2 separate regions of the Mus musculus genome follow, and region 1 is linked to region 2. Evidence: chromatin loops called from intact Hi-C (ENCODE). Cell type or tissue: left cerebral cortex. All regions are shown on one strand. Links, peaks and the distances in the headings refer to the core of each region. The heading gives the core; the rest is flanking DNA. Region 1 has its middle 37 kb from the start of Otor. Region 2 overlaps Pcsk2 (proprotein convertase subtilisin/kexin type 2).

Region 1 (15,351 bases), core at 4,960-12,959, 590 kb before region 2:
ATCTACTCCAATAAGACCACACTTCCTAATCATGCTGCTCCCAATGAACAAAGATTCAAACACATGAGTCTACAGGGACCATCCCTATTCAAACCACCATGAGATGTTTGAAATTATCTCATTGTCATTAGCCACCAGGCAAGTGAAAAATAAGATTGCAGTGAGATGTCATTTTGCACTCGTTAAGATGACCATTATCAAATAGTAGAAGTTAGTAGGAGCTGACAAGACTGTGGAACTTGAGCACCGTGTTAGTAGAAATGTAAAATGGTCCAGCTACTATGGTAAATACTATGGGAGCTCTCCATAACTTTAAATCACAGACCTGTCATATGATTTGAGCACACGACATCTAGATCCAAAAGAACCATAATCAGAATCTTTAATTAGTAGCTGTATGGCCATGATCATTGTGGCATTGATAACAAGAACCATAACTCAGAAAACCTAACTGTCCAACAGTAAGTGAAGGAATAAAAACAAGAAGTAGATAGGGAGATAGGCAGATGTACTGACTTTAATATTTTTAAATGTAAACTATAAAATACTATAAAACATAACAAAGTATAAAATAAACTGCTTTAATTGAAGATTATTTTATAATGCCAAATAAAAAGTTTCACTCCTATCTGAAAATGGCTTATTGTGGTTTTAAGAGGAAGTACTATTTTAAGGTAATAATGGCATACATTTGTTTTTATTTATTTATTTATTTATTTATTTATTTATTTATTTACTTATTGACTTTAGTTTCAAAATATCCAAGGCCAAGAAGCGTAATTCACATGTTCATGTAATAAATAACTGATACATTCATTTGGTCTCTTAACAGAGTTGAAATATGATAAACTGAGAATGAAACAATTTTATTTTGTCTTCATAATACATTTGAAAATATGATTAACTACATAGTCTGAACTCAACTCTAAAATCCAAATAAATGCTATAAGTGGTAGAAAATTGTTAAATATCCTTTTAGATATTATAGGAAAAATTATTTAGGACAAAAACTAAATAGAAAATAGAGATTGGAGAGATGAAAGAGTAGGAATTGGGTTATTCCAAAACCAAGAATAGATAAAGTAGCTTTTTGAAGGTCTTATAGGTTTTACAAACTACTTAATTTAATACTAATTAAAAACATGCATTTAAAGGGGAGTTTGAGTCCTGCAGCTACTTTTCAGGGTGGACAATGTTGTTCCCAGAAGACAGGTATCAGATGAAAATCTCAGTTGCAGACACAGGATAATAGCCTTCAAGTTGTTGGTTAGGGAGGCCCCAGGGACATCCAAGATAACAACACAGACTACTGATAGTGTTCTTGCACTTATACAACTCGGTAGTAAGACCCTACTGGTGAAGGCACCATTCACTTTGGATACAGACATAGAGAAATAAACTTTGACTGACCTGGAAGCTTTCTTCAGGCTACTTTACACAGTACCATAAGGTTCTATGGAAGATGTTAGGGCATCAATGTCACTAATGATCCATCCAGTCCTGTGGATCCATGCAACAACAGTAATGTGCCTGGCAAGATGTGACCACCAGTGCAACAAGGACATGAAAGGTATGGAAGTAACCAACCGGTATTTGATTGGATGTGAGGTCTGCTCCACAGGAGAGATAGGCACTAGGGGGAGGAATGGGATGCCTTCTGTTGTTGTTTTGCTAAATGGTCATGTCAAACTGACAATGAAGGTAGGTAACACCTTGCTCTGACACCTTTAGTCATATTTATTTTCCTAGACAGAGCAATGACAAATTATCTGATGATTGGTGGCAGCAGCATGCAAAGGTATACTTGAATATTTAAGTAGTGTCAGCATGGGCTCAGAAAGGCCCGGTCTAGATGGCATGATCAATACTATATTATCTTATAGGATTGTACTGAAAAGATTTAGATACCTTGTTTTATAGGATAAAGAAGACATAATAGAGTTCTCAAAAATTGATTAAAAACTGTAAATATTAAAGTCTATTTTCAATGCCCTTATTTAGAGGCTAAAGAGAGAATTAGGGTTGACTAGAATACCAGGAAGTCTGATAAGGTAGAGAAGGCTGAGACCTGGAGACTTGGGTGGGCACACAACCTGAGACTTAGGCAACTCCCTGCTCCCTGCCAGATTCCTGACCTGAAACACCTGCCATGCTCCTCACATAAAAGACTCGTGTCCTTTGGTCACATAGGCCCAAACCAGAGTTCTCCATGCTAATAAGATACCTTGAGGCCCGGAGGGCTTAGCCAATGAGCTTTTCTTCCTTCCCACACGTTCCTCCCTGCAAAGGGTATTTAACCTCAGGTCTACCCTGAGAAGTAGGTATGGTACTTTATGTATCCACTTTTCACCATGAACAACCAAAAACTGTTTAGAATCATGGATTGTCTCTTTCATCAAGATCTGCCATGGGGAGCCATGGAAAAGGCATTTGACTACAGGGCCCCAGCTTAATTCTCCAGTGGAAGGCCTCTCTGCACTCCCAGCCACAGCTCAAGCCTGCCTCTGCCAAGCTAAAACAATCACCTCTAGGACAAGAGGGAGCTCCCATTCCCCGCCGCTCCCTACCCTGGCCCAGGCTGGATGCTGTCCTCAGTCCACGACCTGACTCTGCTCTCTGCTCTTCTGCAACTCGCAGAAGCACCTGGATATCCCAAGGGTCTGGAACCCCATAGCCCTGGCCTTGTCACAGGCCCGGGCACCCCCAAACGAGCTCCAGCTCTCCCACATCTCAGACTGTGTTTTCCCACCCCGAGGGGTTGGCAGCATGAGATAAGCACAGTCAAACTTCCCGAGTTCCACCTCTCCAAGATGCCGCTTGGACTCAACTTGTACCGACACAGGACTAACAATCCTAGCTTATAGGATCAGAGTCTAGATAGTCCCACAATAGTCTCTGAAGGCTGGAGAGCTGAGAAAAATGAAATTTCAAGAAGCAGGAAGCTTCTCATGGAGGATCAATCATGCAGTCCTTGTGGGATGCTGAAGACCCTCGTCACTGGGGCAAAGCCACAATCATGTCTGAAGAATCTTGGATTGGAGACAACCTGTAGACAACCTGTAGACAACCTGTAGTCTGTAGACAACCGCAAAAGCAAAAAGCTCCTGGCCAGAAAGCTTTCACTCAAGAAGTGAAGCGTGCCTGCACACCCACAAGCTTTGCACATAGTCCATGTTTCTGCTCCAGCTGGGCTCCCAGCCTATTGCCTGGTGCAGCCTACACCCAGGGTGGGTTTTTCCCACTCAGTGATTGTCCCTCCCCCACCACTAATACTCTCTGGAAACTTCCTCATGAGCATGCTCCAATTGTAACTCACTCTTTTTGTAGGCACTTCTCAAGCTGGTCATGTTGACAACCAAGATTAAATGACAGAGAAAACAGAGGACTGAGAACCAAGCAAGAAAGTTTGTCCCTTTTGGAGGAAAAAGAACTGACAGACAGTCTTGATGACAAACGAGGTCAGACTTACTAGTATGTCATGAATAGTTCCTGCAAGATTAGGGTACAGGAGGGAAGGGTGCTGAATGGCAAGAAGCAATTGGCAGACTGAGAAGTCTAGCAGGGCTGGAGAGACAGCTCAGCAGTTAAGAGCACTGCTGCTCTTCCAGAGGACTTGGGTTCAGAGTCCAGAACCCTCTCAGAACTAGGGAACTCCAGTTCCAGGGAATTCTGGCTTCTGAGGGCACAGCATGCACATGGTGCATAGAAATACTTTGAGACAAAAACCCAGGCCCATAAAGTAAAAATGAATAAATCTTAAAAAAAAAAAACAACCAAAACCCTGCATAGCCCAGTCTAAAGCAAAAAGAAAGCAAAGTCAATATTGATTTAATCTTCAAGTTCATCTAGAAGACACAGAATCAATAGAAATACCCAGAAAGTATCTGAAGAGAAACAGCAGTAAAAAGAATATGTTTTTACTAACATAAAAAATAAAGAATGATAAACATTAAAATCAAGTTGCTCGGGCTGAAAATGTAACAAGCGGATCAATAACGTGAGTGGGTTCTATATAACAGCAGCGACCCATATATAACACCAGATCGATAACACCAGGGACCTTCAAAACCTCAGATGCTCAAAATGTAACAAGGGAACAGCCTAAAAGATCCATACAGCAGCACAGAGAAAAGATGGGATTCTTGCTCGCTTTATGCATGCAAATTGCATCCAGCCAACAGGAAGGAGCGGGGTACAACAACGTGGTGATAATCTAACCACTAACTAGAGAAGCAGGAATGAATTTTTCTATCACTGGGAGGACAACATTTCCTTTTGCTTCAAAGTCTTGGAAGACATTACAATCCCTCTGCTTGTGCCAGTGGACAGCTACAAATTAGGCACAGAGAGCAGATGTACACCTTAAAATTGCATTCTAGGCATGTCTGAACTGTGGGGTTGAAACCTGAAGGCTTAAAATAGTATTTGTCAAACTGGAATTAGTAGATTGACCAATTGCTTTAGAATCTCTCTGGGTACGGGAAATGGGATAAATTTCCCCACAAGATACAATCTGAAACCACCACAGAGCTTACCCTAAACATACTGAACGAAGATCTCTGTCTTAGATGTGCAAAATCAAATACATCTCAGACTTAAAAATAAGTAGCAAATGTCTGCCTGAGCGGTCAGTGAGCTAATCTCAGCCTTTTCAGCTTCTGCGAGTGACACTTGGATTCTGTCAGTCAAGGTGCTGCTTGTGTGAATGGATCATCAGAGAGATGCCAAGGCCCTCTTCCTGCATACACTGTGCTATTTCTGTTTGTAAACAAGGGACTGGAGATGGAACTGTATTTAGTGAGATTTTTTTTCCCTAGTGTGTGATGTAAGCTGATATGCTAAAATGTGAGTGATCTACATAATTCAGGACAGGGAGAGAGTTCTATTCTCCCCCTATCCACACCTTAAAATTATCCTTAAAGAGAAAATGCCACAAAATCACACACTGATGAAAATCTATTCTAAACCTATACACCAATGCACTTTAGCCTTACAGAGAAGTGAAAGTTTAATGGTATGTTTGCAGATTCACAGTGCACCTAAACTCCTGGAATTCACCCTGTCAAATTTTCAGATACAATAAAAATACCTTCAGTTACCTGAAAAGCTTGGATTTTCTTCATATATATTGGTGAAGGCAACTGAATGGTTGAAGTGATGGCTCAGGAGTCAAGAGCCCTCATTGCTCTTGCAGAGATTCAGGGTTTGGTCCTCAGCACCTACAGGGCAGTTTACCGTCATCCAGAACTTCAGCTCCAGAGGCTCAGATGTGCATTTTTGATCTCCACAGCTACCAGGAATGTATGTAATGCAAGCAAAACACCCCCACAAATAAAAACAAAGCAAGCAAACAGAAATGCTCCCAAACACAATAATGAGACAGATTGAATTGTGGAATCAGATATGAAATCTCTCTCTCTCCTCTCTCTCCATATATATGCATATCCATTCTTTCAATATGTTAGGTAATATATAGTTATATATAATGATATATATGTATATATGTACATATATGTGTATATATGTACACATATGTGTATATATGTACATATATGTGTATATATGTACATATATGTGTATATATGTATATATGCATATATATGCACATAAAACCTCAAGGCATATATTACACTTTTTTTAATAATTTTACAATTTGGAGAACAATATTCTTATTTAAATTATTTACATTTATATGGGATTAATTGTTGTTACTCTCCTACATAAACAAATAAGAACTTTTTCCAAGTTCCTAATTACAGTATCACTGATAATGTTATATATATGCTCCATGCAAAGGTACTTGGAGGGCTGGTGAGATGGCTCAGTGGGTTAGAGCACCCGACTGCTCTTCCAAAGGTCCGGAGTTCAAATCCCAGCAACCACATGGTGGCTCACAACCATCCATTAAGGAGATCTGACTCCCTCTTCTGGAGTGTCTGAAGACAGCTACAGTGTACTTACACATAATAAATAAATGAATCTAAAAAAAAAAAAAAAAAAAAAAGGTACTTGGAGTCCTCAATTTTTCAGTGTAAAAGAACAAAGTTTGGAGAATTGAATTGAGAGCTCATAATATGAAATCTACATCTTACCAGCAGATGGCACCACAAACACATAAAACCTAAACTTGAGGCTTTGGTTAAGGTGGAAATGTAAGAGATTTACATACATCAGTTGCAAATGAGATCTAGCTTTCCCCAAAGGAGATTCTTCTCTGCCTTTGGTTGCTCTTTATGTGAAAAGGAAACTGCCTTAAGTGGCCTGCAGATTACTCTGAGAGTGGGCAGAGATGCCTCACTAATCATACTCACCCCAGTGCCCATAAACTAATTATCTCCTTGGCCAAATCCATAGACTGACTGTATCTCAGAGCGATGTCTCTCTGCATGGTAGCCATGCAGTATGGTCAGACATGTCAGTTCCCTAGCATCACAGAGAGCTGTACAATAGAACCCAGAATTTACTCCTTGGGGAATGTGTTCTAAGAAACCACATTATTCCAACGATATATGCACGTGCCTCTCCTGCTGTGACATCACAGATTGCTGTAAGTTGAGTTTAGAGGATTCTCTTTCCTAACCAGCCTTGCAATCTCTAAAATGTGTCTTTCTCTTCTGTGTATCAATGACAGCATACTCCAACATAACTTGTCCATCTTGACTCTCTGTATCTGTGCACTGTGGAAGTTAATGTCATTTCTACAGGGAGACCTAACTCTGGAGCAGACCTGCTTCCATTAACCTTTCTAAGTTCCTGTTTTGCACACAAATCCCCTTTGCTGTATTGACTCAAGCTTGCTATTTTTCCCTCCAGATTTTAATGTCTCTGCTTTTCTGGAGGGAATCCCCATGTCTCGTGCTGACTTAGTGTCTCAGCCTTGCTCCAAATGATTCACACTCCTTTTCTATCCACCAGTAGATGAGAAAATGCAGTACGGTTCCTATGGAATGTTGGAGGGACATGCAATGGCCTAGCATGGCTACTACATTGCAGTCTCTCCCATCCCACCCCACTTTCCAGGCATTCAAGTAAACCAGCTTGATCAGGGAGCTTTAGGTGGCCGAGTTCCAAAATCTGCTCCGACAGATTGTTTCTGGGTTTCTGCAGTGACAGCCTCCTACTCTCAACTCTGCCCAAGAATGCCTGAGACCCAACCATTTTTTTTTTTTTAACTTTCACTAGAAGCTGACTGGCAGGTGCATTGGTGAGCAATGTGCTGCATTTGTGGGAGGTTTCAGAGATATGCAGAGGTCCACAGACGTGGAGTGGTACTGCAGTAGAGTCATAGCAGTGCCACTTCTCTTTGATCCTGGCCACCTTCCATGACACTTGCTCTAGCCTGCACCATCCCTTTATTCTTGTCGCCTCTTCCTCCAACCCCTCATCCCTCCCTTTTGAGAAGAAACACCATTTCTCCCATCCCTTCTGCAGTACAGAGGCCCCCAAACCATCTCTCATGGTGCACACCAAGTTTTTTCTTTAAGTTAAAATGCCGTGATCTCTCTGTGTGTTCATTAATCTTCACTGTGATTAAGGGTGTGGAAGCAGCCAGCACCTGACTGTGGTGTGTATAGGAGGGGTCTCTGGCAGGAGATTATGATCAGCTACAGTGACCCCGATAGCATTTCCGTGACTGAATGCAGGCAGCTTCAAAAGCACACACACACACACACACACACACACACACACACAGAGAGAGAGAGAGAGAGAGAGAGACCAGGAGAGACATATGCACACACTCTCTTTCTCTGGCCCCTACACCAACCACCGTGAGACTCTGCTAACAGGAAGACCACCACTGATAGCCCTAGGACTGAGAGCTAAAATCAATGTATGAGTCAGTGGTATTGTGCTAGTATGCAAAAAGGAAAAGAAAAAGAAATGTGTACAAAGAGCTTTTAGCCCAACAAATAATGACTAGCTTTCCCCCATCTCCTCCTCCATAGGTTATATGTGGTGCAGTACAGGATAGTCTCAAACTCACTACGTAGGCCAGAGTGGCATTGAACTAACATTCATCCAGTCTTAGCCTCCTGATGCTGCTATCACCACTAAACTCAGGAAAAAACAGATTTTCCTTTATATATTTGGAATTGCAGTTTCTCTTAAATTTGGCTTCCTGACTATCAAAGTCAAGAATTTTTACAGGACTGATGTGTTCAGGGGGTGATGACAGAGGGCACAGAGACAACCAAAAGCTCTAGAGATCGCCCGAATGCTTCTCAGCTCTGATGGCCAACAGGCTTTTATTTCTCTAGGTGCTGGCAGGATTTATGTCAACTTGCCACAAGCTGAGAGGAGTGACCCTCAACTGAGAAAGTGCTTTTATAAGGCTGGGCTGTAGGCAAGCCATTAGGGCGTTTACTTAATTCATGACTGATGTGGGAGGGTCAGGTCCATTATGGGTGGGGCTACCCCTGAGCTAGTGGTCCTGGGTTCTATAAGATGGCAGACTGAGCAAACCTCAGGGAGAGAACAAGAGCCCCTAAAAAGCACTCTTCCATGGCCTCTGAATTAACTCCTGCCTCTAAGATTCTTCCCTGTTTGGGCTCCTGCCCTGACTTCTATCAGTGATGGACTATGATGTGTGTGAGCCAAAGAACACTTTCCTTTCACAACTTGCTTTTGGTTATGGTGTTTCATCACCACAATGGGAACACCAACTAAGACACTCAAGGACATTCTAGGACAGTGGGTCTCAACCTTCCTAACATTATGACTCTTTAATACAGTTCCTCATGTTGTAGTGACCCCTAATCATAAAGTTTTTTTTTGTTGCTACTTCATAACTGTAATTTTGCTATGAATCATGATCTAAATACTTTTTGGAGATAGAAGTTTGCCAAAGGGGTCTTGGCCCACAGGCTGAGAACCACTGCTCTAGGAGACTGTGGCTAGATCATGTTTAGATACATATCTGATTGTTTAAGAAGCTGCTCTATTTTTTCCGAAGCTATGCTTTTAAAAAACATATTTATCAGTATGTGTGTGAGGGTGTGGGGTCTAGTTTTTCCAAGGTCTAGACATTGAGTAATGCAAAGTGTTACTGCGAGAAACTGAAGAGCTAAAGCAGAGGAGACAGGCACTGTTTTATGGATCAGAGAATCAATAATGTTAACTTGATAATTCTCCCCCAAACTGGTTTACAGTCAAAAGCCCAGAATTTTTTTTTATTATAAAATAAGTTACTAAACTGCTTCTAGAATCATATGTGGGAGGCTAGCATGGATAAATGGATAAATGGATAAATGCTGTTTCTGCCTAGCCAATTGATCTTAGACTCCTGCAGGTTTTCTTCTGAACTCCACATACACAATACACACACATACACACACACACACACACACACACACACACACACACACATACACACACACACACCACTACACACACCATATCACACACAGACCACACCACATACACATCACACCACACCACACTACACATACATCACACTACACATGCATACGCAAGCGCGCACACACACACACACACACACACACACACAAATTAAATGTAATTTTTAAAGTATGTAAAATTATATGGGAAGACAAAAGCCTTCGTATAGTAAAAGCATTTGGGGAAGAACGAAGAGAGGGATAACACCATTTAACTACCAATGACCGCTCCTCCTGCACACGTGTGGTCTGAGTGCAGTAGGCCTTGACTCTCCAGGTGATTCTCCATTGGAAACCATTGGATTTGTAAGAAACACATTTCACCAAAACTCTAGGGGGCACCACAGGCTGGTGGCTGACTAAAGAATTATACTTGCATATAAATAGACAACCAGGCAGGCTTTCTGAAACCATTTTCCCCCTTCCACAAAATCAGATGCCCCAGGTGAAAACAAGAGCATAAATGACTTAAGAGTGATGGATTTGACAGCTGGTAGTATTGTTTTCTTGCAAAACAATACTCCCACGAGCCTGAAGCAAGGCTGAGCCAGAACCTGACCTTGCTGCCACTAAGGAAATTATCTAGGGTGGAGCCTTCCTCCCTAGATCACTCTATTGTTCAGCCATTGTCGCTGTTCCTCTTCAAGATACTGCTACCTGCTGAGAGGCGCCCCCCCCCCCCCACCATCTATTCCAGAGACTTCGCCCTATCCTGCACATCATCACCTGCAGCTGGTTCCAGGCTCCAAGGATGATTGGCAGGAATGGGCCTTCCTCTTCCTTTATAAAGCGTGTCCGCCATTAAACATTTGAACCTTGAGCAGACTAGTTGTCTTGGTTCCATTATTTCTCAACCCGCCTAGGCTCCCTCTTTTCTTTCAGTTCCAAGATGCCTTCCAGGCTCGAACCCAGACATGAGAGCCGCAGGCCGGCCCCAACATATGAGGATTGGAAACATTCATGGTTTCTGAGTCTGTATTGACTCTCCCTCTTAGAAGGAATATGCATCTTTTGAAAAGTTGAAAACAATCTGGGTGGTTTCCAGAACGTCAGACTTGCCAGGAGCCTTTAAACTCTTCTGAGAGCGCTCCCACATCCCGCACACTCTCTGTTTTAGTCACCGTGCATTACCTCCAATCCAAGCTTAACGCTCCAATCCCAGCGTTCAGTTCCCCAGGCAGGGAAAGTGACTCCCACTCTGTCATTGGAAAAAGAGCCTCCCTCCTGGAGACCTGCAACATCAGTCCCTGCCACTTTGGAAGGGAACTTGATATGCTCACACACACACACACACACACACCTCCCCCACACTCCGCCCAGGTCATCATAGCCAGACCAACTGATACATTTTGTGTCCCAGGGCCCCACCTTTGGTTGAATGGTTACTGGCAGTGCTTGCGTGTGGAGAAAGGGCTTATAATTGCATATTAAATGAACTGGAAGTGAGTTTGGGAGAAAGGTCATTTTTATCATTTTCTTGCCTTTGTTCCAAGTACTGTCTGGGGCAGAGCATGCATGGCATACAGTTGCTGATGGAGGTGAATGCGTCTGTGCACGTGTTCAGGAATGGTTCACGTTATTGAGTCATTATGTGATACTGTGAATAGATTATCTACGAACTCTTGTCTCTGAGTTGATTCCTCTCTCTGCTTTGCCACCGCCTCCTTCTCCTCTCATTTTTTCCTTTGATGCTTTTTCCTTTGCATTCCTCCTCCACTTCCTTTGTCTCCTCCTCCTCTTCCTCTCTCTCACTCACCCTCTCTCTCTCCCCTCCCTCCTTCCTTCTCTCCCTTCCCTTCCTCCCTCTCCCCTTCCACTATGTTGTCTAAACTAGGCTTGAACTCAAGATTCTCCTCTCTGCCTCCGAATGCTGGCATTACAGTCCTGCATCACCACACCCCACCCTGGGCTCTCCCTAACTCTTAAATGTAAAGGAATAGCTTTAACTTTCCAACCTATTCCTTCCCCTTTCCTCCCCTCCCTTCTTCCCTCTTTTCCTTCCTTTTCTTTTCCTCCTCTGTCTTTCTTATATATATGGATGTTTATAAATACATGCAATGAGAAGACTAAAGTAATGTTGAACATATTGAAGATTTGGCAAGTACTTCAATGTGACCTGCACATATTGCCTCTTATTGGCCACAAAGCCACACACACACAGTCTGTTACTTTGATTTATCAACCTACAATCATAACCAAACAAGAAATTTCCTTCAGTAGTTTAGTGATGACAAAGAAATAATTTGCTTCTATATACATGTATGAATCCTTTGTGTATGTGTGTATGTATGAGTGTGTATACCTGTATGTGTATGAGCAGACATCTATGTGCACTCCTTTGGGGGACAGAAGTCTATGTCAGAAATCTTTCTCAATCTCTCTACCTTATTTTTTGATTTTTTTTGAGGCAGGATATCTCATTGAATATGGGGCTTGCTGGTTCAATTAAACTGGGTGTCAGGCCCCAGAGATGCTCCTGCCTCTACCTCTCCAGTGCTGGGCTTCTAGATACTCACTGTTGGGCCCAGCTTGTATGTGGTGGCAGGGACTGAATCCAGGTTCTCATGTTTGTGTGGCAAGCACTTTATTAGCTAAGCCACTTCCTCAACCCACTGACTCCTCTTTACTCTGTCCAGAAGTCCCAGTGGCTGTGACAGGGCAAGGTGCCCTCAGTGAATTACTTCTGTCCTAGAAAAATACACCAAATGTGACACCTTTCTTTTAAAAATTTAATTTTCTTTCGTAATTTTATATATACATACAACATATTTCAATCATATTAGCCCCACTCCTCTTTCTCCCCTCATATGCACCTCATACTTTCCAACCCTCTTCTAACTTTATATTCTCTTTGCTTTTTAAAAATATAACTCACTGAGCCCAATTTATGCTTCCCAAATATTCATGGGTGTGGAGCTATCTTCTGGACTGTGCTCAACCTACCAGGAGCCACGTTTCATCCTTAATGAGAACGGACTGTCCCTCCCCCAGAAGCTATCAACTGTCAATAGCCCCTGAATTGGGGTCATGAGCCCCTTTCTCCTCCATGGTAGAACCTTGTGGTTACCTATGGCTTAGTCTTGGGTAGGTCTTTTGCAGATAACCACAGTGGTTATGAGCTCCAGGGGGCAACAGTCCTAAAGATTTTTTTTCTTTTTTAGATTATCAGGTGCATGGGTGTGTGAAGGCCAAAAGCATCAGTTCTCCTTGAAGCAGGAATTACAGGTGATTAGGAACTGCCCAACATGGATGCTGGAAACTGAACATAGGTCCTCTGTAAGAGCAGTCAGTGTTCCTAACCAGTATTGATCTGCTGTTTACATTTTCTGGCCAATGACTTTTCTCTAATTAGTCCAGTGAGCTCCTTCATTTTCTTCATTTTCCCTTCATATTACAAATACCTTTGATTGTCATACATGTTCCCATGTTGCCTGTTGTTGATGTGAGATCCCGTTACCATTTTTGTTAGTCCATTAAAGTCCCCTGGAGGGCTAGTTCAAACCTGGGCCATGGGGCTTCACTCCTTGGAGCTTCTGAGTCAGATGAGACCAAAGTTTGCATTTCTAGCAAGTACTGTGGCTGCTGCTGGTGGCAAGGGTACCTTTGAGGTCAAACTCAGTTATACACCATTTGACCATCTGACATTCTGATTTGAACTCAACAAGTACATGTCTTGGATGGAGAGTTTGATGTAGTCAGGCTGAGCTGTGTGTAAGATCCTATGCCAAGGAGGGTGTGGTCATGGAGCTAGGAAATGACTTATGTCCTACCCCTTGACCCCAGGGGTCTGTCTAAGTTTGTCAGTGGGTAAATCCCAGAGTCTTGACCAGTGCCACATGGCAGGCACCTTCATTTGTGCTGCCTCCTCCTCTCCCTTTCTTCATTCTTGTGGCCTTCTCTCCATTTCTTGGAGTCATTCTCTAAATCAAACTTCCTCCTCTTCCCAAACACTTTCTTCAGAGAGTTCTACTTCAGGAAAACCAATTTAATATACAGTCTATTCTTAGCCTGGTCCTTATTGTCTGAGTTACCCCGGCATGCTTTGACTCTCTGAAGCCCATTTCCACATGGGTACCACAAGAACAAAACAATTGTCCCTAAGGGTTATTGGAAAGATGGATATGATGCAGGAGGTTATAGAGGTAACACTGAAGTTTGACCCCAAGCTGGTGCTTGAATTGCAACATGGGTGCCGGGGGCATTTTCTTCAGCTTTCCATTCCTATAACAAACACCTACCATGATCAGCTTTCCATTCCTATAACAAACACCTACCATGATCAGCTTATGAAGAGAAAAGGTTTACTTTGGGGCAATTTTAGAGTCATCAGTACATTGCTGGTTATATCTCTGCTGCTCTGGCAAGGCAGCACACCATCGTAAGCATGCATGGCAGAGCAACTGTAGTGGTTTGAGTGAAAACAGCTTCCATAGGAGTGCCTTTAGGAAGTGGCACTATTAGGAGATGCGGCCTTGTTGGAGTAGATGTGGTATTGTTAGAGAAAATATGTCACTGGGGGTAGATTTTGAGGTCTCAGTTGCTCAAGTCAAGTCCAGTGTCTCACTCTCTTTCTGCTTCCCACCATGATGACAATGAACAATGAACTAAACCTCTGAACTGTAAACCAGCCCCAATTAAATGCTTTCTTTTATAGGAGTTGCTGTGATCATGTATCTCTTCACAACAGTAAAAACCCTAAGACAAGAACTCATAGCCAGGGAGGGACAAATCAGAGCCCCATACCTCCTGAAGAAGCTCTCAATGATACTCTCAATGATACAATGATATAAACCCTCCCACTAAGCCCCACCTCTAAAGTTTTCCATCAAACAGGGGACCATGTCTTCAGCACATGAACTATTAGGAGACATTACAGATCTAAGCTATGGTGTTCTGGACCACATCTCCAGCATCTGGACTCTTAGGAGACATTGCAGATCTAAGCTATGGTGTTCTGGACCACACCTCCAGCATCTGGTCTCTTAGGAGACATTACAAAACTAAGCTATGATGTTCTGGACCACACCTCCAGCATCTGGACTCTTAGGAGACATTACAGACCTAAGCTATGACATTCTGGACCACATCTCTAGTATCTGGACTCTTAGGAGACATTTCAGATCTAAGCTATGACGTTCTGTTTCCTCCTTCCCTTCCACTTTCTTTGAAGGAGGAAGACGACAGAGGAATGAATAATTTGCTAGCTCTATAACACATACAGGTGACATTTGTTGCAGCTGCAGGGGGGCACATGTGAGTGGGTTTATCAATGTCCCCCTCCACCCTCCATGCCCAGAACTTAGCTCTGTCTCAGATAGTTGGAGTTGCAGACAAGAGGCTCCTAGTGGCCAGGGGAGCCTGCTCCTTCTCTGTGTTTTAACAGGGTCCATCTGAAACAGCTTTGTTGGTAGAGCATATTTTGCATTGCTCTTTGCTTTAGCTATTGAGGGCCACTTCGTTGATTATCTGACAACATTTCTTTGCCCTCTCCAATCCTGCTCTCTCTCACATCTCATTTTAGAAACTATATTTGTTTCTCCTTTTATTTTTGGGATAATTTTAAAGAAAAAAACATCCATGAGATACCAGATGTTTCCTATGAGAACACAAATTATTGATGAGCCTCAATGTGTTGACAGAAGAGGAAGACAGAAATTCAATTAATTTTAGAATTCTGTGCCCAGCCTACCTCCCCGCCATTTGGGCAGATAATAAAATGCCGAAACAGACTGTGAACAGAAGTCAAGAGATGCTGATGAAGAGGGCAAGTCACAAGGGGCTGCCCCTGCTCTTTCCACTCACAGCAGGTGTGATTCGGATGGGCCCTCTCTGTGAAAGAATCTCCAGGCACTGCTGCTGTGTTTCGATCCACCCGGAGGGCAGAACGGAGAGCTAGAGAGAATGTGAAGGAAATACCAAACAGCACAGGAACCCAGACAAGGGTCATAGGATA
Region 2 (15,351 bases), core at 2,326-10,325:
TTTTTTTTTTTTTTGGTTTTTGGTTTTTGGTTTTTGGTTTTGTGAGACAAGGTTTCTCTGTGTAGCCCTGGCTGTCCTGGAACTCACCCTGTAGACCAGGCTGGCCTTGAACTCAGAAATCCGCCTGCCTCTGCCTCCCAAGTGCTGGGATTAAAGGCGTGTGCCATCACTGCCCAGCCGTTAATGAACTTTTACAAATTGCGCACCGGACTAGACTTTGCTCTAGTAAACTTAGTCAATTTTAAGGTATATGCGCCCTACTCTAAGGTACTGCTCTAAGGGTCAGGATTGTAAAATGTAGGGGCAAAATATCCCTGCCTGCCCCTGGTGGTCTCCATGCAGTTATAGAATTACACTGCCGTGTGCTCAATACTCTCCAGAAGAACAAAGTCTTATGCACTTAAGAGTCCAGCAAAATCAACAAGACACACAGAGCAAAAAACTAGAGTAATAGATGGACTTCAAGAGTAGCAACTTGCATACTAGGGATAGGCTTGCTTTCTTGAGAGAGCATGTGGCAACTTCCTAGAAATCCTGTCAGTGGATCACTGCCATGTCAGTGATTGGACATTCATCAGGAGATCTGCTCACATCTGGAAGTCTACACTGAAAGTGACCCACAAAAATCACTTCCTTGCTCCTAAAATTTCCTAAAAGTACTTGACATAATTTCATTTCATACACTGAGTTTAAGTCACTTACAAACCAGAATACTGTTCTTTCACTCATGAAAGACTCACCTGGAGGTCTCATTCCCCAGGGAGATTATTAACTGAGATTAGCTAGCTAGCTGTGTGTGTGTGTGTGTGTGTGTGTGTGTGTGTGTGTGTGTGTGTGTGTGTGTGTGTATGTGTGTGTGTGTGTGTGTGCGTGTGTGTACGTGTCTGTCTGTCTGTCTGAGTACACATGTAAGTGTTGGTATATATGTGTTTTCTATTAATAAATATTAAATTATGGAAGAATGAATGGATGGATGGACAGATGGATGGATGGATGGACGGAAATGGATGAATCATAAGAACCACAGTTTCCATTGCAACCCAATTCTTTTTTTTTTCTTTCCATTTTTTATTAGGTATTTAGCTCATTTACATTTCCAATGCTATACCAAAAGTCCCCCATACCCACCCACCCTGCAACCCAATTCTATTCTTCCCTTTAAAAAAAATATCTCAGTCATTTTCCCTTGAACACAAGTGTCTAGGTTGTTCATAACTCTAGAATAATCCCCTTGTTTTCTCTCCTGGTAAAACACTAATTCCCCTTGAATCTGGAGAGGAGCTATAAATGTGACCTGATGTCAGTCCCTTAATTAGCTTGAATTTCAAAATCAATTAAGATGCCTAGTTAGTTGAATTTTAGATAATCAAAGAGAAGATGTTCCCGTGTGGGCCAGAACTTAACAGGTGTGCACTTTGAGAGAAGATCTGAAGGTCAGACAACAAATAAGCCAAAAGGATTTTAAACCTCATGATTGACCTGTTGCCTTTGACCTGTTTGCCATCACACAAAGATTGCCTACGATGTTCTTTGTACTCCATGGATATTATTTTGCCAACAGGGCACTTGGAGGATAAGTAGTGGCCTGTCTAGGAACTGAAGGCTTCAATCTTATAATCTTGAATCACCAAATTCTGTCAACAGTCAGCAAACTTGAAGAGTTCCTCCAAGGTTTAGATCCCATCTCCAACTCTGCTTGATTTCAGGTATGGAAAAATAATCCAGGTGACCCACGTCTAGAAATCTGACACAATAATTTATATTACTTAGCATATTTGTAGTAGTTTTCTACATAGGTCCAGAAAAGTTATGCAGGGCTCCATAGCTGCTGTGTGCTCGTGGTTTCAGTGTCTACATCATATCCAAACAGCAGCATTTCATGACAGTCCTCCCGATCCTCCGTCTCTGAAATTACGTATGCCCTCTTTTCCACTTCTGCAGTGCTCCCTGACTTTGAAGTGTTTACATATAAATATCCCGGTTAAAACTCTGCTCATTGGTCATTTATTCTCCACACTTTGACCTCATTAACCTCCCCCACCTCTATAAAACAGAGCTTCACTACCGCAGGTGAAAAGCCACATTAGCCTATGGGTATGAACATGCATATCATGCATATTTAGAAGGCAGCTTGACAACATGTTCAATTGGGAACAATGGTATTGGGTTCTTCCCTTAAGTTCAGGTTCACCTCAAGCACAGGCTTTTGACCTGGGTGCCTGTCTCGGGTTGTTGTCCCCTCTCAAAGAACAGGCCTCGAATATAATGACAAAGCGGTTTCTTATCACCAAAATAGTCATGCCACCATTGTCACGTGGGCACATCTTGCTTCGTGGATCTGTATTGTGGCACACACAGTCTACAGATGGGTGAGATCGCTGATGAAGTTTCCTTCCCAGCAGCCCACATGGTACCTTCCATGCCTTGCATGGTAGTCAGCTGGAAGCGAATTTCCAACTCAGTGGCCTATAACCTAACTGAGAGCTGCCCTTGGCTATAAGCTCTTACCATCTCCATGGGCAACCAAGAGCAATGCAAATAGCCTGTATTCTCCTACAGGCCTCTGAGACATCTCTGAACTGACTTAACTATTTTTTCTTTTTTTATTGGATATTTTATTTATTTACATTTCAAATGTCTCCTTTCCCAGTTTCCCCTCCTCAAACCCCCTATCCCATCCCCTCTCCCCCTGCTTCTATGAGGGTGCTCCCCCACCTCGCCACCCTGGCATTCCCCTACACTGGGGCATCGAGCCTTCACAGGACCAAGGGCCTCTCCTCCCATTGATGTCCCACAAGGCCTTCCTCTGCTACATATGTAGCTGGAACCATGGGTCTCTCCATGTGTACTCTTTGGTTTGTGGTTTAGTCCCTGGGAGCTCTAGGGGATCTGGTTAGTTGATGTTGTTTGTTCCTCCTATGGGGCTGCAAACTCCTTCAGCTCCTTCAGTCCTTTCTCTAACTCCTCCGTTTGGGGTCCTCATGATTAATCCAGTGGTTGGCTGCAAGCATCTGCATCTGTATTTGGACATTTATTTGGACATTAATTTTCTACCTAACTCGACAGAGTCAAGAGGCTTGACTACAGAGAAGGAGTCTATCTAGAGCAAGGAAATAAAGAAAAGCACAGGACAGGATGGCTGTGCTGTCCACAGAGTAACAGTCTCCAGAATGTCCATGTCCAAGCTCTGGCAGAGCCTCTCAGGAGACAGCTATATCAGGCTCCTGTCAGCAAGCACTTCTTGGCATCCGCAATACTGTCTGGGTTTGGTGTCTGTATATAGGATGGATCCCCAGGTGGGACAGTCTCTGGATGGCCTTTCTTTCAGTCTCTGCTCCATACTTTGTCCCCGTATTTCCTTTAGACAGGAGCAATTCTGGGTTAAAAATTTGGAGATGAGTGGGTGGCCCCATAGGTTCTCCCTTCCCTTTGTTGGACATCTCAGCTAATATCATTCCCATTGGGTCCTAGGAGCTTCTTGCTTTCCTGGCATCTGGGACTTTCTGGTGGCTACCCCCAGTTCCCTATCCCCCATTGCTGCACACCTCTATTCAATTTCCTGACCCTCTATATATCATCCTTGTCTCCTCCCATACCTGATCCTGCCCCCTTTCCCCCTCCCCCTTCTCTCTTCCTCCCAAGTCCCTCCCACCCTCTACCTAAAATCAAATCACTTTTCAGTTTTTACATGTTTTCATATGTTTGCATACTTTTAAGGGTTTTTTTATTTCCTTATCTTTGTGGAGTTTGTCTTTGACAATGCCATACATACTCAATGATCTGTGTTCATGTCTGTGATCATCCGGAGAGAGAGCAGGTGCCGTGTCTCATTTTCCACACCCTCAAAGCTCTGCACATGACTTGAAACTTAGCAGATACACAATGCCAGTTAGTTTTCTACCTGACTCAACAGAGTCAAGAGGCTTGACTACAGAGAAGGAGTCTATCTAAAGCAAAGAAATAAATAAAGGACAGGATGGCTGTGCTGTCCACAGAGTAACAGTCTCCAGAATGTCCATGTCTTGACCCCTGCTGCCAGACACTGTGACATCCTGTGGCATATGGAAGGGTACTTTGTCAATGGACTTAAAATGAACTCAAAACAGGGAGATTTTCCAATGGTTAGTTTGTTGGTGGTGATGTGACCAAGATACATGAGAGCCACAATTAGTGGAGGAAAGGTTTGGTTTGTTGCACAGATTCAGTGACAGATTCAGTGAGTTCAGGCCATGGTCACTTGGTCCCAAGAGCGTGAACAGAGCGTTATGGCAGTGAGAACATCAAGTAGAGAATAACCCACTTCCTGGATGCGCGGGAAACAGTAAAACAGGAACAGGAAGTAGCAGGCATCCCCAAGATCCCACTTCCTCCAGACAGATCTCATCCCCTGAAGTTTCAGAACCTCCCACAATGCCATTATCTGAGAGCCAGGTATTCAACTCATGAGCCTGTGATGGGTGCTCCGTCTACCATTAACCATAACCCCAGCTGTGCCAAATGTAACCACATATTCTTTAAATCAAGAAAGGAAAGCAGACACCAGGTTAAAAAGAGGCATGAAGATTAATGAAGGGTCGGAGTCGAGTTAGAACATGAGGACTCAACCCACTTTTCTGGCCCTGAAGGTAGAAAGTGGGATTGTGGGGAGGATAGGTCAAGACGTGGGTAATGTTAGAGTGTGGGGCATTACTACCCCAGCAGTTCATGGGAACACCAGTAAGCCCGTTCTGAGGCCAGCAGTGACCTGCCTGATTTCCCCAATCTATTCCTCATGGAAATCTAGCAGCTTACACCCTTGAGAGGCACAGGGAGCCAGATGGCATGAACACTGAGATGATCCATGTGACCAAAATCCACACCATGGGCCTCCTGGGCCTCATTCTGTAGATAGGAGCGTCTGTGCCCTCCCCATTTTTCTAGCATGAGTGTTCTCAAAGCTAAAACTGCTCTTGACCTAAGTGTGAATTTAAGGCTATTTGGGGAAATTGGTAGAGAAATGTTTTGCTTTTTTTTTTTTTCCTAAGCACATTCAGACACATTTCCATTAGAGACAGGGTGTCTTTTTTTAAGATTTTATTTATTTTATGTATGTGAGTACAGTGTAGCTATATTCAGACACACCAGAAGAGGGCATTGGATCTCATTACAAATGGTTATGAGCCATCATGTGGTTGCTGGGAATTGAACTCAGGACCTCGGGAAGAGCAGTCAAGTATTCTTAACCACTGAGCCATCTCTCCAGCCCCAGAATGGTTTGCTTTAAAAGGCTGAGTTCCAGGGCTGACCTTGAACTTGGGTCCTCCTAGGCACCAGTGCTCTAAGGATACACCAACAATTCACAGCTAGCAAAATCTTCATCTCCTCTCAAGGCCCTCCAGGTATATGGTTAAAACAAATGTCCTGCAAATGTGTAGACAGACGGGGCTCTCCGTGCTGAAGCCAAGGTTGTAAGAAGTAGAGGATTTTCCAGAAGTCCTGGCCCAGACTCTCACTCTACAGAGAGAGAAACTGAGGCTGGGTGGTCAGCAGACTATCAGAGGTCAGGGTGCAAGTTAGAGCAAAGCTAATCTTGGAACTCAGCTCTCCAGTGTGTCTCAGTGACTGCAGGTATCACTCTCACAACTGAAGTATGTATTTGAATATTCTAAAGTATATATTTGAGTATTTGAGCCATTTTCTGTGCCTTCCCCGTTGCTTTGGACTGGTTTTTACTCCAACTCCAGCATTTACTCTTTTTTTGGAAAATTGCCATGGGGATGTTAAAGTCTTCATTACCCTCCAGATATAGAAATCTAGTAGGCTTGGGATTTCCCATCCCCTCTTGGCTGCTATTGAACTGTGAGTCCCCATGTCAGGCTGAACAATGTGTACATCTTCTAGCGCCCCCTTCAGGAATTTTCCCGAAATTACATCTAGACTTGGCTTGCTTCCCTACCCTGACTTCTTTTTTTTTTGTTTGTTTGTTTGTTCTTTTTTTTTATTGGGTATTTATTTCATTTACATTTCCAATGCTATCCCAAAAGTCCCCCCACACGCTCCCCTACCCACCCACTCCCACTTCTTGGCCCTGTCGTTCCCCTGTACTGAGGCATATAAAGTTTGCACGACCAATGGGCCTCTCTTTCCACTGATGGCCGACTTCTGATTCATATGCAGCTAGAGACACGAGCTCCAGGGGATACTGGTTAGTTCATATTGTTGTTCCACCTATAGGATTGCAGATCCCTTTAGCTCCTTGCTACCCTGACTTCTTAATCAATCCTCTCAGGGGAAGCTCCTGAAGAACAGGACGATGCTGACCTTACAGTTGAACAGTCTGGAGATTTGGGCTAAGCAAAATTTTCCATCCTATGTAGCCAAGCCAAAAAAAAATCTCTGACGCAAAAATAAGATTAGCTTCTCCCACATGGTAACCTTGCTAGCTCCCAACCTACAGGAAATTATTTTTCACAGAGAAAGAACCCTTAATTACCAACCAATAATTAAAACCTGAAGCCAAGTACAGGAAGCCAGGGCTGAGCTCTTAGCAGTGTTCTTTCACACAGTCCTGGGTATCATGGTGAGGACTGATCTTTCCATGTAGCCTGTACGTACCCTCTCCACGATACAGAATCTGCTGGATAGAATAATAAGATGTATTACAGTGTGTGGGAGATGTTTTCATTAAGCTATGGAGAGAGGGTTTTATAGCACTTGCATTTTATAGCCCTAACATTGCCAAGTTTTTAAGTAAGAGGTTTGGTGTATGTCTAAGACACTCAGAATGTTTGAGGACTCTCTGTGAATTGCTGCTAGGGAGGGAAGAAAGCACTGTTTAATGGTCCTAGGTTTTCCCATGTCTAAACTGTGATGGTTGCCCTTCTCAAGAAGACTATAACTGCCTTCATAGTCATAGGAGAGAGTAATTATGCACATTGCAGATATAAACATCAGGGTTTTGTTGATCTATCAAGAAAAATACACATCAGCTGAAGTTAAGTAAGGGGCTCACATCTGTAATCTCAGCACCAAGAAGATTGGCATGAGTTCAAGGCCAGCCTGAGACACAAAGTAAAATCATACCTCAAAAAACAATGGGAAACCAATGGAAGCGTCTCACAAATCTCAGATCATGGGGCAGGGAAAAGGTTGAAACTGCCATGAAAGTTAGGCCATCCTTGGCCTCATATGGGGAGGAGAGAAGTGTAATTCTTTTTTTTAAAGATTTATTTATTTATTTTATGTATATGAGTACATTGTAGCTGTACAAATGGTTGTGAGCCTTCATGTGGTTATTAGGAATTGAATTCTAGGACCTCTGCTCGCTCTGATCAACCCTGCTTGCTCAGTCCCTGCTCGCTCCAGCCCAAAGATTTATTTATTATTATTATACATAAGTACACTGTAGCTGTCTTCAGACGCACCAGAAGAGGGTGTCAGATCTCATTACAGGTGGCTGTGAGCCACCATGTGGTTGCTGGAATTTGAACTCAAGACCTTCGGAAGAGCAGTCAGTGCTCTTACCCAACTGAGCCATCTTGCCAGCTTGAGAGAAAAATGTCATTCTAAGGGCAGAGGAGCCAGGAGGGTTTGATGCAGGGACATGGCGTTTTTGCTTTCAGGCATGAAAGCAGAGAATGACTCCCAGAGTGTTAAAGGTATCAAGCTGTTCTGTTCTGGTCTAGATGCTGGACCCACCTTGCATCTCCTCCTCCTCCTCCTCCTCCTCCTCCTCCTCCTCCTCCTCCTCCTCCTCCTCCTCTTCTTCCTCCTCCTCTACCATACCTTCTCCTCTTCCACCATACCTCCTCTTCTTTCTTCTTCTTCCTCTTCCTATCTCTCTCTCCTTCCCTTCCTCCTTTCCTTCCATCCCTCCCTTCAGTGGCTCAGTGCAAAGTCCACAGTCACTGCATAAGTGTCCACAATAGTGACCAGATCGATACTGAGCCATTTGATCCAGGAAGTCCCTTGCTGAGCTCCTTACAGAGAACAAATGTCCTCTGCACATAACAGTGTGGTTCAGGAACACACCAGCTAATCACTCACAAGCAGGCATGATTATCCAATACTCCGTGACAGTTGGGTTGGAGAGTTCTTTAGCTCACAACCCCATCTCCCTTCCTGTGCAGAGTTGATTGTGAGTTAACAGAATCTGAGGTCCAGGTTGTGTTTGCATCTCTGCTCTCTCCCTTCCTTTGCCTTCAGATATGCTAGCCCCTGGTGCTTGATCCCTTTCATTTCTGTTGATTCACCCTGGCCAGTAAGGATGCAGTGTGGCTATTTACAGTGTCCCTGGCCCTGTATGTTACATGAATTGTTGCATCTACTCTGTATCTTATACCAAACAGATACACGGTTTGTAGAGTCAAAAGCTCTGCTACTGAGCTGTACCTCTTGGGCATGGGCACTTTCTCGTTCACCTGAACAGAACAGAAAACTGAATATCAGAGAGGCTAGTGGCTTACACAGCCGGGGAGCAGAAAAATGTGAAGCTCACCATATGTCTGTCGCCACCTCATTCAACCTGATCCTCCTTCAGTCATCTTCTGCAAATGCCACTGCCAAAAACAGTGACAAACCTCCCAAACACTGACTCTCTCCCTCCTCCATTCCCTCAGCCTGCCCTCCCACACTCTCCTCTATGTAGTCACTACTCTGGTCCTATCATAAAAAAAATATCCTGGACCAGGCCAATGTCACTCACATCCACAAAAGCAGCTTGCTCCTACTCTTTGAACATTTTCTCCCTCAAACAAGCAGAAACTAAAGAGAGACTTGTTGCTTCCCTGCCTATATCCACCTGAGGGGTCCACTGCCCTTAAAATTCCATCTTCCTCCTATAGACAGGAGATAGTTCCTCTGTCCCGTGAGACAAAATATGGCCTGACTTCTATGGCCTTTTCAACCATTTTTCTGCCCCAGCATCTGAGACATGTGCAACTCTTCCTCTGCCCCACCCCCCCACCCCCCCACCTCCACACACACACTGTTAGGGCCATCTCAGTTTAGGGACCTTTCTCTGTTTGGCTACTTCCTGGCTCTTCATAGTCTATAGTTGTGTGTATGCTTTTGGGAGGGGGTGGAAAGGTGAAGTGGGGGATGTCTGCCCATTGGAGCACCAGCCATCTTGGCTGTCAAATTTACTTTGCTATCCTCCACAAAGTCGGTGGCCAGGCCCGTGTAAGCAGTTAATCAGCACTTACATGGCTGGGGAATGAGTGTTTTACTTAAAACCTCTATGTTAGCCTGTACCCTGTTGTTTCTGCTGACCATGTGAGGTGATTTGAATGGTAATGGGCCCCATAGGTTCATAGATTTCTATACTTGGTCCTCAGCTGGTAGAACAGTTTGGGAAGGGTTGGGAGGTGTGGCCTTGCTGGAGGAGGTGTGTCACTGGAGACAGGTTTTGATACTTTAGTAGCCTCCTGCCCGAAGGCTCTCAATGTGAGCACTCAGAAGCTCCAGCCACCACACCACCTGCTACCTCCCCTCCAACATCATGTATTCTTGTCCCTCTGGAACTGTAAGCCCAGAATAAACCCTGCCTTCTATAAGATGCCTTAGTCATGCTGCTTCATCTCAACAATAGAAGAGTCACTAAGACACCCGGCTTTCTCCGGACAGCTCCTCCCTTTGTTGTGGGAATGATTTATTTAAACCTGAATCACCACCAGCATCTCACTATAAAAGAAAAACTGTCTGCCCCACCAAGAATCATGCAATCAAGAAATGGGTGTGTTTTCATGTTTCCTGGCTCGGGCAGAACTGTTGTATTTCTTCATAGCCTGAAGCTGAGGAAAGAAGGCCCCCTATGCAAAACTGCCTTGTCCAGTCCCAAAGAAAACAAGTGAGAGGAACCAGGGAAGGGTGTGGCCGTGGCTTTCTTATTGATTTTAACTCTTTATGTGCAGTTAGCTGCAATTTGATTTCCAGAGCACATCTTCTCAAGCTGAAAAATAACCAGGGTTTCTTCTGTGGTAGGGATCAGTATTTGAAAGACTTCGAAAACTAATAAAAATTATATGAAAATGTTTGAAAAAAAAGAAATTGTGTGTGTGTATAGATAGATAGATAGATAGATAGATAGATTTGTTCTTAGCTAATAGGCTTTGTTTAATTGTTATTCCAATAGAAGGGAATTCTCAAGTATGGAAACTCACAGGACTCAGCAGAAATAGGTCATTGTAATGTCCTCACTATTAATATGAAGCTCCTTACAACATATTTACAAATCTTTGCACAGGAAAACAAACCTGCCTTGGAAAGAATGTTTATAATTGTCGTCATGGATGGTATCAGTTCCTCAGAGGGAGCGCTTAAAATATCAATTTAAATGCAAATGAATTTTATCATTCCAAATTAGACTCACCCCATTATGTTGAGATTAATATAAAAATAATGTTGAGTGCTAAATTGCAAGTAATTAATATTGACATAGTGAAAAATGTACAGTTTCATTTCGGCATTGGGGGGTTGAGGGGAGTCTTGTCTGCATGTGCCACTGCGTGTCACGATCAGTGTCCTCCGTGCATGGCAGCATAGTGTGTTGATTAACTTGAAAGGAAGACAAATGGCACTGGGATATCACAGAGCCCAACAAGCTGTCCTCTGGATCTAAAGAAAAAAGCACTGAAGCCTGTATTTAACTGGCAAAATTACACTTAAAATTTTGTTTCCTATATGCACAAGCATAAAGTAGTAACACTAAATGGAAAATGAGACCTTTTTTTGTACTCTCTGATTTTTAAAATAAAGTTGTACTAGAAACAGCCACTCTTGTGTTAGGGACAACTACACTCTTGTGTTAGGAACAGCCACACTCTTGTGTTAGGGACAACTACACTCTTGTGTTAGGAACAGCCACACTCATTTACTTCCTTTGGGTTTTAGAGCTGAGCACCATGCCCAGAGCCTTGCACACACTAATCACGTGCCCCGCCACTCAGCTCTAAGTAACAGGCTTTTTTACTTACTGGTGATGACTGCATTCCTGCTATAAAGGCAAATTGTGACACAGACCATAGGGCCTACAAAGCCTGAGACGTTGGCTATTTGAACCTTTAAGAAAAGGTCTACTGAAACCTGTTGATTTGACCAATCATGATCAAGACAAAGACACAGGCTTTACCGGAAATACAAATCTATACAATGTGAGTCCAGTCCCCGGGGAGGGGTGGGGAGGAGCATTTTCTAGCTGGGTGGCATCTGGCGGGCAGGATGCCACCCTTCTCCAGGATGGAACTCTCAGCTGTAAGCTGGAAGGATTGGACTCTCATAACTGTGAAATCATACAAAACGCTCCCCCTTTCCAATAAAACCCCTGAGCAAGAAGCAAAAGCTGTGTTGCTTTTGTAAGGAGATGTTCATCCAGTGCTTTGGATCTATTTAAATACGCCAATACACTCTTGAGAGTGGCAAACATGTCTTAGCACTCACCAGAGTAGCTAAGTGATTTCAAAAAGTGTTTCTGGGTTTTTTGTTTTCTTCTTGCTGTTTTCTGGGTTTTGTTTTGGGTTTTTATTGGGGGGGGCGTTGTTTTTGTTTTGTTTTATTGTTGTTTTATTTAGTTTTTATTTAGCTTGTAGAACAGGCTCACAGTTTCAGGTTTGCAAGATCAAATGTTCTGGAGATTGTCTGTACAGTAATGTATTTTACACTTTTTTTCTTTTTTAATTTATGTGGATGGGTGTTTCTCCTGCTTGTATGTCTGTACATTGAGTGAATGCAGTGCCTCTGGCATCCAGAAGAGGGTGTCAGATCGCCGGGATGGGTTACAAACAGTTGTAAACTTCCATGTGGGTGCAGGGAATGGAACCCAGTTCTTCTGCAAGAGCAGCCACTGCTCTCGTCCACTGGACCATCTATCTCTCCAGGCTCACACTGAAATATGTAAAAACTACTGAACTCGGCACTGAAAATAGTTAAGAAAGTGCAGTGTCTGTCAGATTTTTACAATGGTTTATATGAAGTACCTAAAACTTTTAACCAAACTCAAAAGTTCTAGTATCTATCCCTCATACCTTGCACTAACAGAGCACTTGTATGGCCCTGTTCTCAATGTGACCAGTAAAGAGAAAGTTTCTTTGCCAGAGAGCTATTTGGATTTAAATAAATATGGAAAATTATGTAGTCAATTACAAACCTCTTCCTCTTTAAAAAAAAAAAATCCAGGAAGTGGTGTTATACACCTTTAATCCCAGCACTTAGGAGACAAAGCAGCCAGATCTGTGTGAGTTCAAGGTCAGCCTAGTCAACAGAGGGAGTTCTAGGGCAACCAAGGCTACACAGAGAAACTCCATCTTGAAAAAGCTAATAAAAATAAAATAAAATCCTTGGAAACACTCAGCACTTGAGATGAGATGCTAGAAACAGGCCCAGTATCTCTAAGTAGAGATGATGAAGATGCTGCCCAATAGTGCAGGTCTTATTAGGGTACTTGGTCAGCCAGGCACTATGTCCTCAAGGGGTCTCCTCAGTGGGGAACAGGCTCAGGGAGGGAAGCCCATGGGATGCCTCCCTCGACATCAGTAGGACCTGGGCTGTCCAGAAAGAGCTTTGAGAAGCATTTATGATCTTAATCAGAAAGAATGCAGTGCTGGCCTGGAAACTAATTGGACACTAGAATCCTCCACACATCATGGAGTGTTGGGAATTACAAAGATTTTGGTGGGAGTATTTTTAGCAACAGTGACATTGATGTTGGATCCCAAGCAGGGACCTATATCTATCTCGGGGCTCATTATACTCCAAGTGACAGCAGGCACCTAGCAAATCTCTTTTGATGGTGACCATCAACCAAGTCGCTTGGAGCATCATTAATGGCTAATGAGAAATTGTAACAGAGATGAGATTTTTCTAAACATGAAATCAGATGTGGATTTTTGTAACCCACCATGCTTTTATTTAATAATTTTCACTTGACGTGCAATTCTACCTTAACAGGTCATTTGAAAGTGAACTATATATTACCTCCATAGCTGACAATATCACTTGCAGTATGAATAAGGTGATGGATATATGCTCAGATTTGGGGATGTGAGGGTGTCAAAAATGAACACCCCCCCATAGGTTCATTTATTTGACTGTTTGGTCCCATTGGTGGAACTACTTAGGAAGGGTTAGTGGTTTTGTCAGGGGAGGTGTGTTTCTGGGAGTGCGATCTGAGGTTTTAAAAGCCCTTGCCATTCCCAGCTACACCTCTCTGCTTCATGGTTGTTGTCTTAATGTGTAATCTCTGCTACTGCTTCAGCACCATGTCTAACTTCCTGATGCCAGGCTTCCTACCTTGATGGTCACGGAGTCTAACTTTCTGGACCATGAGCCCCCGATTGAATGCTTTCTTGTTTAAGTTTGCCTTAGTCATGGTGTTTAGTTGTGGAAATAAAAACTTAAGTACCCAAGGACTTCTTAGACTTTGCTGCTCCAGAGACCACAAGCAGAGAGACTTGTCTTCTGGACTGGACTTGTAAGGGGCAGTGTATCTTCTGTGTCTGTGATTTAAAGAGATGGGGACTAGAGTGGGTAAGGGGGCACTCAATGCAAGCTTTACTGCTAAGGAAATTGTCCCATGATCTTTCCTCCAAGGCCAAATGCCTGTAGGCATGCATCGGGGTGCGAATTTAAAACAGCCAAACCTGTTTGCTACCTCAAACTTCTGTGGTGCAAAGACCCATGCTGGAGTGTCTACCCCCAAAGAAAAGGTCTAGGAGCTTCCTGTCCACTCTTGTACACACACACACACACACACACACACACACAAATGCATGCATGCTTTTCACATAGCCAGGAAAACACACGACTCCCACCCATAAGAGAAACACCCACTCATAGAAAGACATCCACACAGCAGCTGCATTTGTATTAGCAAAAGGAAAGGACTATAATGTCCATCAGAAGTGAATAGGTAAAAACTGGTGTATGGATGATAAGTTCATACAACAGTATACTATCTCACATCAAAATAAAAACTAGTGCAAACAATAGAATAGGCATATGACAAAGTGCCGTGTTAACTAATGAAGGCAAACCCCAAAGGAACACATAGACTTGCTACCATCTGCAAGGTATTCTAAGCTAGCAGGACTACACGCTGTAGGGATCTACATGGTGGTTATCTGAGAAATCCAGAGATGGACCAAAAGTGTGTCACATGGTGAACAAATTTTCCAAGTCTTAATTGGCTATGATTATGCAATGTATCCACTTCCTATGCATCAAGCCACCCAACAGATCATACAGGCACATGTGCATAAGCCACACATACAGAAAAGTGACATTCAAAGTGATTTGTAGTAATAGGGCCAATTCAGAAGTCAGTGTGCACCATGAATGTGCTTATGTGTGCTCCAACCCCAGGACCTCAGCGCTCAGCTTTGCCAATGACCACCAGTACGATGCCAGCCCATCCCACTCCCCAAATCACTATAAGCTTAGAAAGGAGGCATCTTAGCGCCTCGGTCACTGCACACTACCAAGTGCTGACCATTGTTTCTGGATTCTTAGGAAAGCATCCTCGTTGCCTTTATCTCTACATTTGCCTTTTAACATAGACTTTAATGCGTGTTCATTGTGATGCCTACTCACAGAAGAATAGTAGACAGAAACCTGCAACTTCCCTCTTCTCTTCTCTACTTCTTCATCCTCTATAAATCCCACTCTCTTTCCAGTTTGGGTGCTGAGGCAGTTCTGTGTGAATCCTTCTAGATTTTTTTTCTCCTTCTAAAACCAGAGTCCTACAGTACATCATATCATCATTCAAGTTCCTCTTCTATTTAACAACATATCGTCGCCTGCAGTAGGCATATACTATAATTTATGTAACCATCCTATAATGATTGATATCTTGGCTTTCCTCTGAATCTTTACTGTTAGAAATGACAGGAGAATGCCTTGCGTGCCTGATTTGAGGATCTTGGCATGCTTGTGTGATTATCCCATCAGAATAAATTCCTGGAAGGCAAATGGCTGGGTCAAAGAGCATATGCAATTTTAATTACACAGTTATGCAATTTTATTGTGTAATTTTAATTTTTATTCCCTCCTCAAAATATTCTTTAAATATGTCCTAGTCATCTCAAAAGAGTCTTTTCCCATTTTGACCTCAAATAGAAGGGAAATAAAGTCAAGAGAAGTAATGAAAATGAGAACTCGCCCCAGCATCCTTGAGAGGGCAGTGAAGCTGAGTGTGACCTTATTTTCTGGCTGCTGTCTTGAATTTCCCATAATGAGAAATAAAACATACGATTTTTAAGCCTCTGACACAGTAACATTGATGAAAACTGAGAGGATATGACTTGAACACATGCGAGCTAATAGATTTAAGGAATGAAACGGTTTTATGTCACTTGTTGTAATTAGCCAGGGATGAAGATG

The links. Hi-C counts contacts between places; a loop is a spot of excess contacts. Peaks named below come from ENCODE experiments on the same cell type or tissue, not always from the same donor. Only the 100,000 strongest peaks of a DNase experiment are listed, where the experiment ranks them.
Region 1: it touches region 2 in a loop (3-fold over the local background); 9 of 42 quality-filtered maps call a loop at or near these places.

Annotation. Positions count from the first base shown.
Region 1 is chr2:143,107,837-143,123,187 of GRCm38, forward strand. No RefSeq gene overlaps it. Among named protein-coding and RNA genes, the nearest start is that of Otor, 37 kb to the left of the region's middle. In left cerebral cortex, for the core only: CTCF peaks have their summits at 6,099 (motif pointing right) and 9,735 (motif pointing right); DNase peaks (open chromatin) are centred at 6,121, 7,084, 9,749 and 10,447; H3K27ac peaks cover 1,253 bases.
Region 2 is chr2:143,703,590-143,718,940 of GRCm38, forward strand. The region is part of intron 5 of Pcsk2 (proprotein convertase subtilisin/kexin type 2); the gene reads left to right. Among named protein-coding and RNA genes, the nearest start is that of Pcsk2os2, 78 kb to the right of the region's middle. In left cerebral cortex, for the core only: CTCF peaks have their summits at 5,092 (motif pointing right) and 5,891 (motif pointing left); DNase peaks (open chromatin) are centred at 4,862, 5,830, 8,534 and 9,510; H3K27ac peaks cover 963 bases.